2 separate regions of the Mus musculus genome follow, and region 1 is linked to region 2. Evidence: chromatin loops called from intact Hi-C (ENCODE). Cell type or tissue: left cerebral cortex. All regions are shown on one strand.

What was found. A loop is a pair of places that touch in the nucleus more often than their neighbours do. Peaks named below come from ENCODE experiments on the same cell type or tissue, not always from the same donor. Only the 100,000 strongest peaks of a DNase experiment are listed, where the experiment ranks them.
Region 1: it touches region 2 in a loop (2.5-fold over the local background); 2 of 42 quality-filtered maps call a loop at or near these places.

What each region holds. Positions count from the first base shown.
Region 1 is chr1:83,404,674-83,412,673 of GRCm38, reverse strand. It overlaps Sphkap (SPHK1 interactor, AKAP domain containing), which reads left to right and starts at 4,474. Exons shown (of 12, transcript NM_001356547.1): 1 at 4,474-4,694. The coding sequence starts at 4,667. In left cerebral cortex, CTCF peaks have their summits at 4,249, 4,485 and 5,340 (motif pointing left); DNase peaks (open chromatin) are centred at 4,509, 5,377, 5,536 and 6,023; H3K4me3 peaks cover 3,318 bases; H3K27ac peaks cover 3,052 bases.
Region 2 is chr1:83,501,127-83,509,126 of GRCm38, reverse strand. No RefSeq gene overlaps it. Among named protein-coding and RNA genes, the nearest start is that of Sphkap, 97 kb to the right of the region's middle. In left cerebral cortex, no CTCF peak of the experiment used is centred here; a DNase peak (open chromatin) is centred at 3,528.

The DNA.
Region 1 (8,000 bases), 96 kb after region 2:
TAAAAAAATAGAAAACAAATAAATTTTTAAAACTAATTCCTACTTGACTGAGTATTTATGTCTGGGTCTCTAGCCTGCAGTTTTCTATTTATCTTCTCTGATTTGGATTTCTAGATACACTAGTGCCCTAAAATGAATTCGGATCACTCTTCATGTGATTTCATCAAGTCACTTTTAATTTATCTTTAAATATTTGAATGAACTCTTTTTTATTATTTAATTTTATTTTTTTACTTATTCACTTTACATCTCACTCACTGCCCCACCCCAGGTCACTGGTTGCCCCCTCCCACAATCCTTCTCCCCATCCCCTTTTCTCTTCTCCTCTGAGAAGGTGGAGCTCCCCCTAGATATCCCTTCACCCTAGCACTTCAAGTCTCTGTGAGGCTAGGTGCTTCACTGGGCCAGACAGGGCAGCCCAGCTAGAAGAACACACCCCATGTACAGGCAATAGCTTTTGGGATAGCCCCCATTCCAGTTGTTCGGGACCCACATGAAAACCAAGCTGCACATCTGCTATGTATGTGCAGGGAGACCTAAGTCCAGCCCATGTGTGCTCTTTGGTTGGTGTGAACGAATTCATTAATGAAACTATCTGGGCCTGAAGATTTCATTTTTAAGAGGACTTTCTCTAATTAAAAATCCAATTTCCTTGGTAGATTTGGAGCTTCTGGTATCAAAAGTGTCTATGCTATACCAGTTCAGTTTACATAATATGTCCATTTCCTACAACCACTTTAACAAACTATCACACCGAGGACAATTTAAGAGCAACAGAAATATAACATTCTGCACTTCTGAAGACTGGAAGTCCAGAACAAAGATGTCAACAGGTCCTTGCTCCCTGTGACACCTCTGGCGACACAGAGAAGACACCTTCCAGCTGATTGTCCAACTCTTCATTTGGGTGGCTATGTGACTTCACCTCCACCTTCTTTGTTACAGGATATTTATTCTCTGGTGTCTCCTAAGATCACTGCCATTCTATGCCTATGCATAAATTCCCCTGTCTGTGCAGACATCAGTCATATTGCATTCAGTATTATTTGAATACTTCAACTTACCTGGAAGGTCTGAGACATATATCTATTTCACAGCTGATTGGTAATCCATGCCTTCTGAATGTTCTGTCAGTCTAATAAAAGCTTATCAAATTTATTGAACCTTGCGAAAAATGCAACTCTTTATTTCACTCATCATCATCATCACCACCACTACCACCATCATTAAACTTCTTTGATTTCTTTTTTTAATTTATTTTTTAATTAGGTATTTTCTTCATTTACATTTCAAATGCTATCCCAAAAGTCCCCCAGACTCTGCCCCCACCCACTCCTTTAACCACCCACTCCCACTTCTTGGCCCTGGTGTTCCCCTGTACTGAGGCATATAAAGTTTGCAAGACCAAGGGGCCTCTCTTCCCAATGATGGCCAACTAGGCCATCTTCTGATACATATGCAGCTAGAGACACGAGCTCCGGGGGGTACTGGTTAGTTCATATTGTTGTTCTACCTATAGGGTTGAAGACCCCTTTAGCTCCTTGGGTACTTTCTCTAGTTCCTCCATTGGGGGCCCTGTGTTCCATCCAATAGCTGACTGTGAGCATCCACTTCTGTGTTTGCCAGGCCCCGGCATAGCCTCACAAGAGACAGCTATATCAGGGTCCTTTCAGCAAAATCTTGCTGGTGTAGCAAATGGATGGACCTGGACGACATCATCCTGAGTGAGGTAACCCAATCACAAAAGAACTCACATGATATGTACTCACTGATAAGTGGATATTAGCCCAGAAACTTAGAATACCCAAGATTCAAGATACAAATTGCAAAACACATGAAACTCAAGAAGAACGAAGACCAAAGTGTGGACACTTTGCCCCTTCTTAGAATTGGGAACAAAACACCCATGGAAGGAGTTATAGAGACAAAGTTTGGCGCTGAGACGAAAGGATGGACCATCTAGAGGCTGCCATACCCAGGGATCCATCCCATAATCAACTTCATTGCTTTCTGATCTTGGTTAATTGTATGCGGCTTTGTGCATACGTGCACATGCTCAGGAGTACAAGTGAGTTTGGAGATCAGACAATGACTTAAGGATTTATTTGTCTCTTGCTACCAGTGAGATTCAAAGCATTCTCCAGCATGTTGTTTTTTCCATGGGTCCCCAGTATCAATGTCAGTTTGGCACTATTGCTATTGCAAGTCAAATACTTTCTTTCCCGAACTGCTCCTTCCGAGACCCATGGCCTTCTTGGTTTGGCATTATTTTACACTGCTTTTCTCTCTGCATCCTTGAGAAAGAAGGTTACATCACCAATTGGTACTTTTCTTACATATTCATTTGGTGCAAAGTAACTTCCAATCAGGCCTGCTTAATAGTTTCTAGGAGATGAAATACACATTGAACTTAAAGTATTTTTTAAAGTTTTCTTTAGATACCCTCCTCTTTGGTCCCTATATTTTGAAGTGTATAGGGGAGAGTTTGCTTGGTCTTTGCTGGTTTGCTGTTTTGCTTTGAAATGAGATCTTGTTCTGCATCTCATGATGAAGCCCATGCTGGCCTGCCACTCATACAGGGGCCTGAGCAAGCCTAAAAATGTAAGCCTGTAGGATGGCTTGCCAGCCAGTGTTTCTTCTGTTCTTGATTTTGCTTCTTCTTTTTTTTTTCCCCATTATGTGATTTCAATTATTTTAAATTTGCATACTGAGTTTGGCTTTCTGCCCCAGGATATTGTTCCAAATCTGAGGATACTCAGGCAAACCTGACCTGCCTTTTCAAATCATTTTACCAAACATTAGATGTCCTCACAGATGTGGAAATTGCTGATACAAGAGACCAACTCTACTTTTATAATACCTGTTTATAAAAATGTGAAGGATTGTTTTAACATCTCTGTCATGTCAGTTCAGGGTTCCTACTAATTGCTTTGTGTGTTTTTATTAGTTATTAGCCTGATACATAATGTCCTCACAAACCTGATGACTTAGGATAATATGTCTGAAGCCTGAGTCTTACTTAATTGCTTTAGCTAGCTTCTTGCAGGTCAAAGCAGGCAGGACAATGCTGCTCTATTACTGCCAGTACATTAGCTTATTAGGCTCCCAGATTACTTCTGAAGGGATAGTGGTCCACACCTCAGCCTTGCTAGGTAGTTCCTTTCTGGTCTAACTGATAGCTCTGTGGCTATGTCTCCAAAGATGTGCACCAAGGCTGCTACATGACCTCATTACTTCTGAGCTTTAGGCCTCCTCTAAATTGCCACCAAGGTTCTCTAAGGGCTATACAGAGCTCAAAATCTCCCCACCTTCTTTGCTCTCATAACATCTATCTGGGTGGTATTGTGGCTGGTTAGGAGAACCCTCTATTGGTGCCAATTTGTGGAGATGTCAATTGCTTCTTCCTGGAAGGGATGAAAGTCCTGATCCATGCTTAGTCTTTCTTGCACAATTGACCCTACGAGTGACTTGCATCCTTCCAGCTCAGGACACTGGAATATGAACTTCCCCCATAGCCTTTGGTGTTACAGTTTAGAGTGGGATTTTCTCCTCTAACATTCAGCCATCATGAAGCAGGTATCTGTGCATTTTCTGCCTGTCTAGGCTGTTTCTGTCATTTGGCTAGAGACCCCCACTACATTCTTTGCATGGTCAGGCCCCTAGTTGTTCTCCTTGCTTCTGCCAGAATTTTTCTATATACAATTCATAATATGGAGAGTCCTAGTTAGACTTGCAAGAAGCAAAAGGGGAAATTTTATTTATCTCATCTTCCCATTCCTGGAAGTCTCAGGGTATTCATTTTTAGTTTGCTTTTCAATTCAAAAAGAAAGGGCACAAGGTTCCATGCCCTCTTTTTAACAGAGAGTTGCTATCATCAGTGTCTTGATTTCTTTCTTTAAAAAAAAAGTCTGTTTCTGCTCAAAGAGATGCTGAGCAGACAATAGAGCATCAGTAAATCTTGCCTTCGGTTCTGAAAGCTGCCTCAGAAGGATGGCCACTGTCGCGAGTTTTTGAAACTTTTATCTCCTCATAGGGTCAAACAGGTGAGAGATGATGGTGTCCCATTTAAGGAAAATGAGTTACATGGAGACAGGAGAGAGTTAAAACAGGACAGAGGCTTAGAAGAAAGCAAAGGAGCTGGATACATTGACACAAGTGACCACGCCTGCACCTCCTGTTTTGTTGTAGAGGACAAATAGAGGGTCTTCAAGGGGATGTGTGTGCCACCAGTAGGGGCAGCGGGAAGCCAGAACTGCCAGAAGTGAGCCTGTAAATGCAGCCAAGTGGATGAACAACTTCAGGGCTGAGACTTGGTGTTCACCAGAGAAAGCAAGGGGCGGGACTGGACTAAGGGGAGGGGAGTGAGCAGGGAGCAACAGCGAAAGGCACAGAAGGCAGTCAGTCCCCCGAGACCTGGGAGGGAGGCGGGAATTAGGCTGAAGGGTCAAGTCCAGCCAGCAGTTTTCAAGATCTGAGCAGACCACAGGAGGCGCCACCAGGACATCTCTGCAGCGCTTGGTGGCCAGGGAGGAGCGAGCATCAATCTCCGCTGCGGGTCTCAGTCACTGCTGCTCCAGCCTGCACGTCTCTGTCCTCGCGCAGGGCGCTCAGGCTTCTTAGCCTTCGCCTGCGCTGTCAGCTTTTCTCTGCCTGCGGTCAACCATGGATGTCAACTCCCGGCTTTCTGTGCAAAGGTAAGACTCGCTTCTCCATATGCCTAATGTGATGTCTCTCAAACTCCGCTGGGCACTAGAGATCATAGGCAAAGTTGCTTTCCACCCTTTGCTCTCCTTAGAGATTCCCACGGAGAAGTCAAGTTCCTGCACGACTGATCCTTGGGATCGGCCCTTGAGAGGTGGGGGTGAGGGGTGGGGGCTTCAATTCTGTTAGCTACCCCACTGGGCGCCCGGCTGGGTGGGGCCTGTGTGCTGGAGCCAGGTGCCTGCCTCTAAGGCTGGGGGAGGGGGGGCTGGGGGCGGGTAGTGGTGGTGAGGTCTCCTCTGCCAGGCGAGGTATCTGGGGAATCGGGCTTTTAGTGTTATATTACCTGGAGCAGTTTTGCGCCTTGACTTGGAATGCGTTCCAAGGTGGAGAACAGAGACCTGAGGGATCAAGACCAAAGCTGATTTACCTCCAGTTCTGTTGACCTTAACCTGGGTTAGTGTTTGGGGCTTTGGAGTGAGCTACAAGGTCTTGTAGGCTTGGGGAGGGGGAGATCTCTTAGATCTCTCACTGGCACTAACCTGAGCCCACCTGTAATCCTGGGCAGAGGAGACCTCTTTGGTCCTTTAGCATCTCTGAAGCGCTAGTTCCACCTAGTGTCTGAGTCCCTTCCCCAGACCGGTAAGTCCAGCCACCTGAAAGACGTGGTTACAATGTTTTGTTGTTTGGTCTTGTGTTTCCTCTCTCTTTCCTCCTGTTCTGCTCTACTCCGGACCCAGCTGGAGAATTCAGTACTCTATGACTTTTGTTCTTCTCCCTAAAAAATATCCGGGTTGAACCGAGTCTATCTCTCAGGTGCCCAACTGAGCAGGTAGCTTTGAGCCCTTTGTGCTCTCTGCCCAGCAGGAAACTGAGCATTCGCAGTTCACACCTAGAGCTCCTAGTACTGTTGAATGCTGCAGCCTGGGCTGCCATGCTGAGATCCCACAGGCCCACCTTTCAACTCCACCGAGGCTCAGGGCTAATCTTTTAGGCTCTTACTTCTTATCTCCCCACCCCAACTCACCCCACCCCAACCAACCCCAAAAAACTAAGGTAGTTTTCAGCTGACACTGTCAAGCACTGAAATAAACAAGTTGAGCTAGAATTCTTGGGTTGCATAGGAACATAGGAAGACCCAATACTCACAGGCTAAGGCTCACAGACAGTAGCCAAGATAGAGGGAGAGCTGGGATAAGGCTGGGGGTACAGCAGGTTACATATTGCCTTTCAAAGGATCAGAGCCTTCCATCTATATCTGCAAGTGTTCGTGTTGTGTGATAGAACTAGTCTCCCCAGCGTCCCATCCATCACCCACCTCTGTAAATCTAGCAAAGGACTTTGAGGTTTCTATACAATGCCTGGAGCCTAAGTGAGGCTCTAGCTCTCTGGCTCAAATGGGAACAGATGAACACTGAGTCTCTCTATTTCAGCCTCATGTCTGGAAAAGCAAGTATAGAGCTATGGGAGGGAAGATTTTAAAAGCCTTAAAATTAACCATTGTTGTCGATGTAGGTAAAAGTTCAACAACGTTTTAAAAGTTGAGCTAGAGGTTTGCTGTTTACTGTCTGGAGAAATGCTTCTTTGAATTGAAGTGTTCAGGGCTAAGGATACAGCTCATTTATAAAGCTCCATCCAGCCTTGCATACATGAGGCCCTAAGTCCCATCTTCAGTTTCTACCCCCATTCCTACAAACTGAAATGGTGAACTAAGTAGTCCCCCAATTCCAAAAAATAAAAATTAAAAATTAAAAAAATCTTTTTAAAAGGTGTTTTTCATAACGAATTGTTTACTTTAAAGCTATCTTTTCAGATCGTCAGGAGTGTGGCTCAATCCTGACTCAATTTCCATCTAATCCTGGAACATTTCCTAAAGGATTAGAAATAAAGCATTCCGATAACTTACTGAGATCTTTTATGGGGTGGCGACAGAGGTGGCTTTATAAAGAGCAAGCAAACTAATTGAAGGCCCACATCTGAATCTTGATAGCATATCTCCAGAAATAAACCTTCTGACTATTACCACTTACTTACCAAGAAACATCGCCTCTCCCCTAAGTCAGAATAATAGTCTCATCTCTTGGAGCATCTTTGTTCATTTCTTTGCTTTAGTGCAGGTAAGAATCCCAATTTCTCTCTCATCAGATCTCATGAGAGGCCATGGGAATTAACTTTCCACATATATGTGAAAGCAGAATTAGAATTTGAACTGATACCTGTATGCCTTGTATTAATCACTAGACTTATTTAGGCAAGCTTGAGTTTTGAAGAACTGGCAGTTGGATATTCTACACAAGTGTTTTTGAGAAAGTGGCAAAATGATCAAGTAATAACAAATCATTATAGATCAAGCATATATTGTGCAGATCAGAAACACTCTCAGTATTTAATAAAGTTAAGTCAGTGATTAAAATAACAGCATTTCGTTTAAGTAAGATAAAATAATTTAGACATCTATTCAGTAATGAGCAGAAAAAACAACAAGATTTCGGGGAAATGGTTTAATTATAGGATATTTTGTGCTGTTAGAATTTTTTTACTTGCTTGGTGATTTCAGGTAAAACAGAATATAACTGGGACACTAATCCAGCAATACTCTGTGGTGTATCATCTCAGACCAGAATTTGATTAATAATTTGGTAACTTTAAAACATGGCTTTTTAACAATGAAAATGTTGACAGTTCTACGAGATATTATAATCTATTAACCTTGTATTTGCAAAAGTTTCACCTTATTTTCACTGTGATGATTTTAATTTTCAAATATATAAGTTGTATGAAGCAGATTAAAGACTTTTTTTTTCTTTTCCATTTTTTATTAGGTATTTAGCTCATTTACATTTCCAATGCTATAGCAAAAGTCCCCCATACCCACCCACCCCCACTCCCCTTCCCACCCACTCCCCCTTTTTGGCCCTGGCGTTCCCCTGTACTGGGGCAAAGACTTTTAAAAACCTCTGCAAAGAGAAGCCCGAAAATGTCTCCAGGAAGAAAATCAGGCACTAGAGAAATCAATATCCTTTGCAGCAGATGTATTATAAACCCAGAATTTCATGCTCTTTTCTGGCTAGTAGTCTGGTAGAAATAAAATGTTTAAAAGAAAATGAAGGCTTTTGCTTCGGTTTGGCTACTTTTACAGCTAAAAGTTTTGGAAACACTTATTCACTTATTTGTTTTATGAAGTTTATTTCCCTAAATCACATAATTAGGTGTTTGGAAAAAAAAAAGAATCGAGGTTCTCTCTTAAGTGATTCTTGTAGCTGTTATTCCTGCACCACAGCTACCCTTTACAGACGAAA
Region 2 (8,000 bases):
GTCCCCACTCTTTACTTAACCTGACCTCTAAATTCCCTGGGGCCTCCAGTCTCTTGAGAGTTAGGTGTATCTGATGAACACAGACCTGGAAGTCCTCTACTGTATGTGATGAGGGCCTCATATCAACTGGTATATGCTGTCTGTTTGGTGGTCCAGTTTGAGAGATCACAAAGGTTCAGAATAGTTGAGGCTGCTGGCCCTCTTACAGGATCACCCTTCTCCTCAGCTTCTTTCAGTTGGATATTTTTATGTATTTACATTTCAAAGATTATTCCCCTTTCCCAGTTTCCCTCTTGACCTCCCCTTCCCTCCCTCTCCCTCTGCTTCTATGAGGGGGCTCCTTTTCCCATCTGCCCACTCCCACCTCATTGCCCTGACATTACCCTACATTGGGGCATTGAGCCTTCACAGGACCAAGGTCCTCTTCTCCCATTGATGCCAGACAAGGCAATCTTCTGCTACATATGTGGCTGCAGCCATGAGTCCCTCCATGTGTACTCTAAGGTTGATGGTTTAGTCCCTGTGAGCTCTGGGGGGGAGGGGGTTGTCTGGTTGGTTGATTTTTTTTTTTACAGAAAGAATTATGTTATCTTTATTCATAAAACCTCAAACTGGATCCTATCCATGTACCTGTCACTAAAGCTACAAATAGAAGTTTCTGATATACACATACTATAAAGCAATGATCATGAAAGCTACAGAACATACAACAACAAATGATGCATTAAAAAAAGCTGGATCAAAAGCTGGATCTCAAAGATATTACATTAGAGAAGAAGAATGGCCAATATACTGGACTACATACATTCAAAGGTGGCTCGGAATAAGTTCAATGATTAAAGAAGAATGATGGGGTTGAGAAACTAGTGCATTTATATGCTGTCATTTACTGGGCAATGAGCCTTACATCATCCTCTACAGAGAGGCCCTACCTGCTAATGACACCACAATGCAGATTAGGCCTCAATTTAAGATTTTGATGGAGACATCAAACTCATACCATACGTATTCAGAAGACAGCCATCATAAGATCTCATGGAGGATGCTTCATGCAGAAAACTAAAGCATGCCACATATTTGATCACCATTTTGGAGAGTCCCTTATATAAATATCACTCCATAGGGAGGTTTTTTATTAAGAATACATTCCATGCAAAAGGTTTGTCTAAGTTGTGGGTGGGCATGCTCTTGATTTGACAAATTATTCCAATAGCACCTGTTTAGAGAAAGGTCACATGTTAATCTCCCTGCAAGATGGAAACTGCATAGTGGCAGAAATTTTCTTTAATGTGCTATTAGAAACTCATGTTTCTAAAACTGCCTAGTGCTGTAATAGATGCTTAAAATAGCCTGTTGGAAAAATATGTAAATTTTCCTTTCTACCTACACACAGGTGAGTAAAGGAAACAGGTAGTGTATACTCAGTTTCTGTTAATGCTCTAATCATAATGCATTTAGAGCCTCAGGAAATACATTTATTGTGGTCTCATTTTCTTGCATTTCCGAGGCCTTACAGTTATGAACTTAACAAAGTTGTGTTCCTTCTATAATACTCAAGGATGATTCATTTTCTTACTGTTTTGCAGATAAGCAAGTAACTTATTCTACTTTCACAATACTCTTAACTCATGTCTGCAACATCTCTGTATACATATTCACAAGTTTAGGAAACTCTGATATGGACATGTACAGAGGGGGTCAAGTTTTTAACCTACCATACCTGGTGAATTCATCAGACACAGGTGGTACAAATAATAATGGCAAACACAAATCAGAAGGTTGTAAGTGTAGGGCTCATGAGATACAACTTTGGTATCTCTCTTCAAGAAACAATCTGTCAAATGCACACATCTGCGGCCTTCGCAGCTTTAGTTCAATAAGCTCTTTGGGAGAACAGCTAGCCAATGCTTTAACACAGAAAGACTTCCCAAGCCGTTCCACTTCTATCCACCATATCCACCACTATCAGGATGTATTTGTCAGATCAGCATCACACTCTATCCTGTCCTGCTTCCTTTCCCCTCCCCTTCACACACTTTTCACCTTATACCTCTAGCTCAGTGTGTTCTTGCTCAACCAGTCCAATGTTATAATAGCAACAGTCCCCATTTGAAATTGGTCTTGGTGAGATTTAGAAATAGAAGGTCAAGTTTACGAATCATGAAGCAATCTGGAAGAATTTTATGGAGAGGGTTATTAGACCTCTATTCGTAGACTGTGGGAGGGACTTTCAGTGAGAGAGACCCAAAAAAGCATTAAGTACTTTTGGAGAACCACTTATTTCTAGAAAGCCCCATTGATGAAAGTCACTAGCATAGCAAGTGCCAATGCCACGACCTCCTGAAAAAGAGCAGTGACTTATCCTTAGGTCTTAACCTGTCAGCTTTACTGGCTGTATTTACCATGTGTGAGTCATGTGTGTGTGTGTGTGTGTGTGTGTGTGTGTGTGTGTGCATGTTAATAGTACTCAGGTTCATGTCTGTGGGCAGAACCATCTACATGGCCATATGGGGAGGCGAAAGTTTGACATTGGTTGTCTTGATTGTTCTTGATTTTCTCATTGAAGTATACTTTCTCATTGAGCCTGGAACTTTCTGATTCAGCTAGTCTGGCTAACCAAACATCCCTGGGGGAACTCTGCTGCCTACACATTCGAACACAGGTCAACCAGGCCTGCCTGGTGTCTGTATGGCTGTCAAGCATCTAAATTCTGTTCTGGTGCCTGCTCAGCAAATGATTTTTGCACCAAGCATTACTCTTTGTATTTACAACAAAACTTCATTGTATTTGTTAATTCAAAAGGAAGAACAATTTGAACATTTTAGGCAAAAGTAAAGCAGTCTTTCTTGGTTCCTTAGGTGGCAAAGATAATGTTAAATCCTTTGAACTTTCTTATTTTTTCTGAGAGTAAACCTCACTCTTAACAGATTAACAAGGCATGAATAAATTAGGATCTTATTCATTTATTTGTCTATACTTTACTTAACTGAGAATATAGTTAATCTAACCAATAAGCTATCTATTCAATTGTGAAAAAAATATTTTAGTTAAAAAACTAATTTTAAAATATTCTCTCTAAGTTCAAATTTTGGCTTTACAGTAACATTTTAATTGTGGTAAGAACTGACAGTTTTTCTGTTTTGATTTTGGACTCTCATACCTGAGGATTATTACCCAATATTTCATTAGAAATTGGCATGTTTCTTGCATATATCTGATTGTTTGGATACATATGTGCAGATAGTGTGCTGTTGCTATTTTCCTTTTAATTATTTCATGGTAATATTACATTTTAATATTTTATCACAAATCCTGAGCAAACCCTAACATCTCTAAAGTATATAATTCTTTTCCCATCCCCCTATTTTTCTATCTAGTAGGGAAGAAAAAGAACACAATGTTGAAAAAGGAAGTCCAGGGAGTTGCAGGTTTTATTTTAACCTTAAGAACAAGCTTGAAATTTGCTCTGCAAATGGATAAACTGAATCCCAAAATAGTAACACACTTGTGCTGACAGATGGAGGTGTGGAGAGAGAAGACTATGCCTAGCAACTGCTGCCCAAGGCGATCCCATCTGTCACCAGGACCCTGCAATGCCTGTGCACTCAAAATTACCTGGTCCACTAACGGGCAGTGGTTCATGCTTCCATCATTTATTTCACTGAGAGTTGGACTAAACCTCTCACAAGGATTTGGAATGGCAAATATAACCAGAGTCTGCATTCAAGATGCTAAAATATTATCATTTTAAAGACACCACCTTTAATTTTTTCCCCTAAATATCATACTTAGGACATAGAAGGACAATGATGATGGGAATGGTAAAAGGAGAAAAATAAAAAGAGAAAAAAGAAAATAGCTTCTCCTCAAACATTTTCTTTAAAAAAAAAGAAGCTTATTTCCCTCCCCCTCCCAATGCAATGACAATAAATTAAGCTAGTTAAACAATAGAAAAGTCTAATTCATTGCTCCTATTTAGGCAAAACCCAGCATCTGATCCCAGTATCTTCAGCCAGACTGCCTGGGTTTGAACCTAACTCTCTTGCCACTAACACTGGCAACTCTGGTATGTTTCTGGCCTGTTTAAGCCTCAGTTTCTCGGAGTTAAATACGAATTAATAATTATGGCTATGTCAGTGTTTTGATGGGTGTTAAATCACTTAATACGTATGAGACTCTTAAAGCAGTTCCTGTTAGAAGATAGTCACTCATCAACATCCAGTTAGACTCTGAGCCAGAGGAGAGGATACCAGCCTGAACTCGCTGAGGCCTCTCAACTGGACTGAAGCATAGTAAGAAAGCAAGATGGATTTCTCGACACTTTAGAATTCAGGTAGGTTCCTCATTACCAAAGAAGATCTTCTATACCCAAAGTTACCTCTGTGACCACAGTGCACAGCTTTCCCACAGGGCACAAGAACTTATACTTTTAATAGAAACAGTTTTTTATATTATGGCATCAAAAGTTTAAAGCCATTTCTCCTGTCCTGAATTTTATTATAAGATCTGAATGTCAATTTCTGGGTGTGTAAGCAAAACCATCCTTCATAGGGCCCTATCTTTGTTCAACTGATAAGTGTTTTGCGTGCACGCACACACACACAAGTATCCACATTTCATAAAAAGTAAGTAAAATTTTAATCTATATGATTTGAAGACCAAATAATATATATTTAGTGTCAATGAATAGAAGAGAAATAAGTTGGTTTATATATTTCATACCTAGGACACTTTAAATTCAATGAGTAGGTGGTAGAAAAAAATACCCCACTGCTTGCATAGATATCTGTTCATGTACATGTAATTCAGTAGATCAGCAACTTGGTGAGCTGGCCTCTGGTCAGGGCACCTACTGTTCCCATACTTTTCATAGCAAGTCACAAATTGTTCACACTGATCCTAATTCCAACTGTAATAAACCTGGAGCCATTCAAAATGTTGATCTTATTTAACAGTTTGTACAGTCAGTGCTGTGTGCCCAAACAGTCACAACACATTGACAGGGAATTGATCAGACAGAGTCATTCAAAGGAGGGTAGAGAGTGATAAAATAACTTTTCCCCCATAATTTTTTCTTTTCTCATCAAAGCTCTTGGACTCCTACATGCCATTCAAATAGGAATCTGTTTTCCCAATCTTCATTCAGACCTAGATGTCAAGATGGAGTGAGCATCTGTGAGAAATAGTTGTTGCCTCTTAGAACAAAACCATTGAGAAAATGAAGTCAGTGATTCCTTTATTATCTTTTTCACATCTCTGGGCCCTCAATTCCCTTGAAGTGTATTACATTGATAGAAATCACTTGCATTGTATTTCTCAAGAAGAAAACAAAGCATAATTCCCAAAATGCATGAAACTTAAGAAGAAGGAAGGCCAAAGTGTGGATACTTCCATTCTTCTTAGAATTGGGTACAAAATACCCATGGAAGGAGTTAACAGACACAAAGTGTGAAGCAGAGACTGAAGGAATGACCATCCAGAGACTGCTGCATCTGGGGATCCATCCCATATACAACCACCAAACCCAGACACTATTGTGGATGCCAACAAGAGCTTGGTGACAGGAGCCTGATATAACTGTCTCCTGAGAAGCTCTGCCAGTTCCTGACTAATACTCACAAGGAGAAGTGAATGCTCACAGACATCCATTGGATGGAGCACAGTGTCCCCAATGAAAGAGCTAGAGAAAGTACTCAAGGAGCTGAAAGGGTTTGCAGCCCCACAGGAGGAACAACAATATGAACCAACAAGTAACCCCAGAGCTCCCAAGAACTAAACCACCAACCAAAGAAAATACAAGGTGTGACAGACTCATGGCTCAAGGATGGCCTAGTCGGTCATCAATGGGAGGAGAGGCCCTTGGTCCTGTGAAGGTTCTATGCCCCAGTATAGGGGAATGCCAGGGCCAGGATGCTGGAGTGTGTGGGTTGGTGAGCAGGGGTAGGCAAGAGGAGATGGGGATTTTCAGAGGGGAAACGGAGAAAGGTAATAGCATTTAAAGTGTAAATGAGGAAAATATTTAATAAAAAGTACTAAATATAAATACATAAAAAGAAAAATTTAGTCGTGTGTTTCAGTTTCTCGATATGTTGAGATATCTATATCTATACACACACACACATCTGCAGCAGGCAGAAAGTTTCTAGATATGTGAAATTCTAGCTTGAAATATAGGAAGAAGACACACAAACCTCCATTGTCTGTGTACAGCAATGGCAGTAGGTTAAGGAACCACTTTGCTGTAAATGTGTTGGTTTTATAATTCACCCATGGCTGAGTGGCAAGGGAAAAAACTCCAGCTGCATATGTATCAAAAGATGACCTAGTCGGCCATCACTGGAAAAAGATGCCCATTGGACAGGCAAACTTTATATGCCCCAGTACAGGGGAACGCCAGGGTCAAAAAATGGGAATGGGTGGGTAGGGGACAGGGGGGGGACTTTTGGGATAGCATTGGAAATGTAATTGAGGAAAATACATAATAATAATAATAATAATAATAATAATAATAATAATAATAATAACCTAACCAATAGAGTGGTAAAGCTCTCTCTGGGTAACCATGACATGCTGCCTTCTGTTTTAGCTACTTTGCTGCTGCTGTGATAAAACACCTTGACCAAGTAAATATGTAGAGGAAAGAGTTTATTGTTGGCTATGGTGGCAGGCTTGTAGGAGTCTATCACAGCAGGAAAGTATTGCACCAAGAAGTAGGCATGGTGGCAGGAGCGGGAATCAACAGATCTCATCTTTAGAAGAAACATGAATCCACAGGTTTAGGGTAAGTCTATGAACTCTCAAAGCCCAACCCCAGTGATGTACTTCCTCCAACAAGGCTGCATCTCCTATTCCTGCCAAGACAGCATCACTATGGGCGAACAAATGTTCAAAAGACTGAGCCTATGGAGACTATTCCTCAAGTAAACCACCACCCCCTCTGACATCTCCCTTCCCAGGTTTTCTCCAAACCCTAAATTGTACTGATCCCCATACCCAGTACTTGGGCTCTAAGGAAATCGCCAGAACACATCAAGGTATGAATTTAGCAGTGAGAATGAAAGCTTTCCCTATCTCATAAAACCTACTCTGTGAAGATTAAGATAGTCACTAGTTCCTCTAATATCATCCTCAGTTGGCAAAATGACTTTAAAAGATAATTGACAGTATTGCACCTTGGAGAAATATTTCAACAATAACTTGGCTACAGGAAGAAGCTACTTCCCTTCATGCATCAAGTGAGTACTGATTCTCATATGTCCTGCGGAGAGCTCTTGTTTCCTGGTTGATTTTAATTTCCCCAAACCAGCTACTCTCTGTCATTTGATTGCCATTAAGAACAAAGGTACAGAAGCTTTGCAATTTTATGAGGTACCATTTGTCAATTCTCTATCTTACATCACAAGCCATTGCTGTGCTATTCAGGAATTTTACCCCTGTACCTATATCTTCGAGACTTTTCCCCACTTTCTCCACTATAAGTTTCAGTGTCTCTAGTTTTATGTGGAGTTCCTTAATCCACTTAGATTTGACCTTAGTACAAGGAGATTGGAATGGATCAATTTGCATTCTTCTACATAATAACCACCAGTTGTGCCAGCACCATTTGTTGAAAATGCTGTCTTTTTTCCACTGGGTGGTTTTTGCTTCCTTGTCAAAGATCAAGTGACCATAGGTGTGTGGGTTCATTTCTGGGTCTTCAATTCTATTCTACTGGTCTACTTGCCTGTTGCTATACCAGTACCATGCAGTTTTTAAATCACAATTGCTCTGTAGTACAGCTTAGGTCAGGCATGGTGATTCCACCAGAGGTTCTTTTATCCTTGAGAAGAGTTTTTGCTATTCTAGGTTGTTTGTTATTCCAGATGAATTTGCAGATTGCTATTTCTAATTCGTTGAAGAATTGAGTTGGAATTTTGATGGGGATTGCATTGAATCTGTAGATTGCTTTTGGCAAGATAGCCATTTTTACTATATTGATCCTGCCAATCCATGAGCATGGG